Linked DNA regions of Homo sapiens: region 1 is linked to region 2. A link is a loop called in an ENCODE intact Hi-C map of the cell type or tissue named here. Cell type or tissue: Caco-2. All regions are shown on one strand. Region 1 overlaps KCNC2 (potassium voltage-gated channel subfamily C member 2). Region 2 holds the start of GLIPR1-AS1 (GLIPR1 antisense RNA 1).

What was found. Peaks named below come from ENCODE experiments on the same cell type or tissue, not always from the same donor. Only the 100,000 strongest peaks of a DNase experiment are listed, where the experiment ranks them.
Region 1: a loop joins it to region 2, with 13 times the contacts of the local background. A loop is called at or near these places in 3 of 110 quality-filtered maps.

Annotation. Positions count from the first base shown.
Region 1 is chr12:75,157,821-75,160,320 of GRCh38, forward strand. All of the region lies in intron 2 of KCNC2 (potassium voltage-gated channel subfamily C member 2), which reads right to left. Among named protein-coding and RNA genes, the nearest start is that of KCNC2, 51 kb to the right of the region's middle. In Caco-2, no CTCF peak of the experiment used is centred here; no DNase peak of the experiment used is centred here.
Region 2 is chr12:75,487,627-75,490,126 of GRCh38, forward strand. The region is part of intron 2 of GLIPR1 (GLI pathogenesis related 1); the gene reads left to right. GLIPR1-AS1 (GLIPR1 antisense RNA 1) reads right to left here and starts at 2,195. Exons shown (of 2, transcript XR_007063373.1): 1 at 2,150-2,195. RefSeq lists enhancers at 1-16, 17-516. In Caco-2, a CTCF peak has its summit at 1,148 (motif pointing left); a DNase peak (open chromatin) is centred at 1,135.

The sequences.
Region 1 (2,500 bases), 330 kb before region 2:
AAATGAAAAATACAATGACATTATCACTTAAATACGTTTTAAATGGAAACTTCAAACTTTATAAACCTTTAGTTCATCCATTCCTCTGAAAACATTTTCTCTTAGAACGGTTAAATTAAATGGCCAGGAGTCTTTATTGATGTCAAGGCCATTTAAGTCATTTGCGGCAGGTCACTGATTTAGTTGCATTTGGATTTGGCAAAATTTTGTCATTAATCTAATCTTATAGCCCTTATTTATACAATTTACATTTGAAGTCAATAGAAGTCAGTAGGAGGCTTATTTGTGTTGTCTCATAGCATTTAGTATTGATAAATTCTATCACTCTTTTAGTTTATTAATTTGTTTTCTGAATAAGGCTTTCATCCACCAAACTCAAGTTGTGAAATATAACAGTAATAAAATCAGCATCATTACTTCATAAGCCAAAAAATGTTGTTCTAATTTTCAGAACCAATAGAATCTAATCTTCTAACCATGAGTGGGAGGAAAACAGTTATCTGCACAGCTTTATGGACAATTTTAATAAGAATTAAACCATACATATATTTGGAAATCATTAATTAAATTCCTGGAGATTATATTTTTAGATACACTTGAGAGAAAAAAGAAAACAGCTGCACCTTTTTAGTTAATAACCAAAACAAAGTAACAGCCTACATTCTCTTGCCTTTACATTGGGTGTAATTTTGGTTTTTCCTACCAAGAGGGCCTGGCGCTTTGAAATCAAAAGCAAGGTTTTTTCATGGTTATGACATTTCCCATGACATTTATTCAAAAAAATCAATCTGGCTTTTAAAGCACTGGAAACAGGGTCTTGTGAAAGGAGGAAACCATAACAAGGCTTCATCCAACAAAGTTACTTTGATTTTTTTTTCCCAAAAAACCTTCTGAGAAGCTTTATCTGAAAATGGATCTGGGTAGTTACACTTCAAAGGGAAAGGCCATCTAAGAGGCTTTTTATTAACAGCAGGGTTATCTTCTACAGATTTTATTTTAGTCCCTTGAGACTTTGAATATAATCAAGTTATAGAGTCAATACTGAACAAAATTTAATTTAGTCTTGTCCTAATCAGGCTCAAGTTATGCAACAGGGATGACAAAAACGTCTTTACAAAAGGCATGGAAGTGTGGGGTAAATATAAGCCCTTGGTAGGGGTAGAAGGAGTAGCTAAATAGGTGTGTAACACTGTTAAGAAATATCTGAGAACACCGCATGTTCTCTCTCCTAAGTGGGAGCTGAAAAATGAGAACACATGGACACAGGGAGGGGAACATCACACACCAGGGCCTGTCGGAGGGTGGGGGGGAAAGGGGAGGGATAGTATTGGGAGAAATATCTAATGTAGATGACGGGCTGATGGGGGCAGCAAACCACCACGGCACATGTATACCTGTGTAACAAACCTGCACATTCTGCACATGTATCCCAGAATTTAAAGTATAATAAAAATAAAATATAATTAAATTTTAAACAATGTTTAAAAAGAAATATCTGAGCTGCAAGCTGCAAAACAGTGTGGATCTTGTTTCAGTTTTTGCTGCTCCCCCAATAAAAGTTCCTTAAGTTAAGATAAAACTTAGGAAATATTCTACTGCCAGCTTTGGAAACAGTGTATGACTGCCTGTTGCATTCAGAACCTTAGGGACTCAAGTCAAGTGATTTAAGATTATATCAGTAAATAATTAAATATTTATCAGTGTGGGGGAAATGCAGTAAGAAGGCTCAGTCCCACCTTTTACTCAAACCAGCTGTGTTCATCTTGGACTAAGCACTTGAAACTCCCTTAAACTCAATTTCTAACATCGCTGGACTAGGAGGTTTAACAAACACAAAAGAGCTAAACTATCTAAAAAGCAGCTTACATATATGGCTAGTATTTTCCATTTAATCACAGGTGTTCAAACCACCATTTCCTTCAAGGAGTTTTTTGTAACTACATATTGCAAGTTCACTCTGAGAGATTCTGACACACTCAAGAGTCTGCATATTTTAAAGTGCTTTAGGTCATTCTGTAGTTCAGCCAAGTTTGCAAATCACTGCAACTATACTATGAGTTAATTGAGGATAGGGACAGTGATTGACCATCTTTGAATCCCCTGTACCTGGCACAAGTGTCTGTCCCAGAGTAGGTTCTATAAAAGTGAGTGCTAACTGAAAAATATATAAATGAATGAATAAATGATAAACACTTTTAGTTACCACTATAGGCTGAGTTGTGCCCTCACAAAATCCATTTGTTGAAGGCCTAACCCCCAGTACCACAGAATGTGACTGTATTTGGAGATAGGACCTTTAAGGAGGTAATTAAGTTCAAACAGAATTGTAAGGCTAGGCCCTAATCCCATATAATTGCCACCCTTATAAGAAGAAGAAATTTGGACACAGACACCAGGAATGGACATGTACAGAGGAAAGACCCTGTGAGAATACTGCAAGCCAAAGATATAGGCCTCAAAAGAAACCAGACCTGTCAACACCTTAATTTTGGACTTCTAG
Region 2 (2,500 bases):
TGCCCATCATCTCCCTAGTCACGTCCCCACTTCTACCACACCTTTAAATCTTGGAGAAGCTGAGACTCCAACCTCAGCTCCCCTCTTGCCTCACTTCCTACTCTCCCTCCAGGTGTCACAGGAAAGGGGTCGGGATCCAAACCCCAAGAGAGGGTTCTTGAATCTCGCGCGAGAAAATCCAGGGTGAGTCCGTAAAGTGAAGGCAAGTTTATTAAGAAAGAAAAGAAATAAAAGAATGGCTACTCCATAGACAGAGCAGTCCTGAGGGCTGCTGGTTGCCCATTTTTATGGTTATTTCTTGATGATATGTTAAACAAGGGGCAGATTATTCATGCCCTCCCTTTTTAGACGATACAGGGTAACTTCCTGACGTTGCCACGGCATTTGTAAACTGTCATGGTGGGAGTGCAGCAGTGAGGACACCAGAGTCACACTCATCGCCATCTTGGTTTTGGTGGGTTTTAGCTGGCTTCCTTACTGCAACCTGTTTTATCCGCAAGGTCTTTGACCTGTATCTTGTGCCAAACTCCTATCTCCCCTGTGACTTAGAATGCCTAACCGTCTGGGAATGCAGCCCAGTAGGTCTCAGCCTCATTTTACCCAGCCCCTATTCGAGACGGAGTTGTTAGGGCCGGGCATGGTGGCTCACGCCTGTAATCCCAGCACTTTGGGAGGCCGAGGCAGGCAGATCACCTGAGGTCAGTAGTTTGAGACCAGCCTGACCAACATAGTGAAACCCCATCTCTACTAAAAATACAAAATTAGCCGGGCATGGTGGCACATGCCTGTAATTCCAGCTACTTGGGAGCCTGAGGCAGGAGAATCGCTTGAACCTGGGAGGCGGAGGTTGCAATAAGCCGAGATTGCACCATTGCACTCCAGCCTGGGCAACAAGAGCAAAACTCCGTCTCAAAAACAAACAAACAAAAAAACAAAACCACAACAAAAAAACACAACACCAAGATGGAGTTGCTCTAGTTCAAACACCTGATACAGGGAGTAAATTTCATTTATTTTTAAAGTAAACTTCTTCATTTTCTGCAGCCACACTGGCTTTTCTTTGAGTTCTGTGAATGGGTCAGTCCCACCCAGGGATCACACAGGATGTTGCCCTCTGCTGGAAGACTCCAGACCAGCTCATCCCAGCTCCAGCTCCACCTCATTTCTTCAGAGAAAGGCACCATGCCATATATGCCCTTAGCATCTTCCACTGCCTATTCACAGTGGTCAAACCCTCACCTGATGAGTTTCATGACTGCTTTTTTTCTAAGTTTTGTGAATGTACCCACTGGTTCTAGCTCACTCAATTTTGAATGTATTTGGCACAGTTCTTATGACAAAATTGCTCAAAAACTTATGAGTAAAAAATAATTTAAAATGTAATTTGGTACTGCTGTAAAAATGAGTGCATTTAATTGCTGGCTGTATCCACCTTTAAATACTCTCTTCTTTAGGCTTTTGTGACACCAAACACTCTTGGTCAAGATGGGCTATATAATTGAATTTGTGGAGCCCATTGCAAAATGATGTGGAATCTTTTGTTCAGAAAGCAAAAGAAAAGCACCACTAAAGGTGCTAAAATATGTGACAGCACTGATCTAAACCAAGCATGGGGCTCTTTTGAGTGCTGGATCCCATGTAACAGCGCAGGTCTCTCTGTTCTTGGTTTCCCTCCTACATCACTGACCACTCCTTCAGTCTGTTTTGCAGGCTGGTTTTGTGTTTGCTTTCATTATTCCAGACTCTCATTTACTTGATCTATTATATTTGCCTGTGTGATCTAATCTTGCTCCATGTCTTCCAGATTTACATCTCTAGCCTTACCCTGTCCTCTGGACTGCAGCCACCAAGTTAATCTTCACTTGATATCTAATAGGCCTCTCAAAATCAACATATTCTGAACAAAACCCCTGCCCACGCTCCCACCTACCCTCCTCCTTCCCTAGTTTTCTCCATCTCAGTAAATGTTTCTCAGGCCCCAAACCAAAACTTTATCTCTTCCCCTCTTACCCTACACTCAAAATCCTTTTAACTTTACCTCTAAGCTGAGCCATGAACCTGATTCATTCTTGGGAGCTCCACTGGCATCACCCACGTGTGAGTCACTATCTTTTCATTCTTGTACCACTGAAACAGCCTCCAAAATTACCTGCTTCCTGTTCCCCTTGCTCTTCTCAGTCCGTTCACTTCGTGACCTAAGACATGAAAAAGAACATAGCACTCACAAGAATCTCCCTGATCGGTTTCTCTGCCTTTGACCTCACTGCTTACAACTCTCTCCAACTCATCAGATCTTGGCTTCACTTGCTTTCTTCCTGCCAATCTATAATGCCAAGCAAATTCCATCTCAGGGCCTTTCTCCCTGGTGTTCCCTCTGCTTGGAATGCTCTTCCTCCATTGTTTAAGTTTCCTGAATGTTTGTCCTGAGTGCTGCATCCTCGTCGTCCAAGTCTCAGTTCAAATGCTTCCTCTGAACACCCAAGTAAAATCAGCATCACCT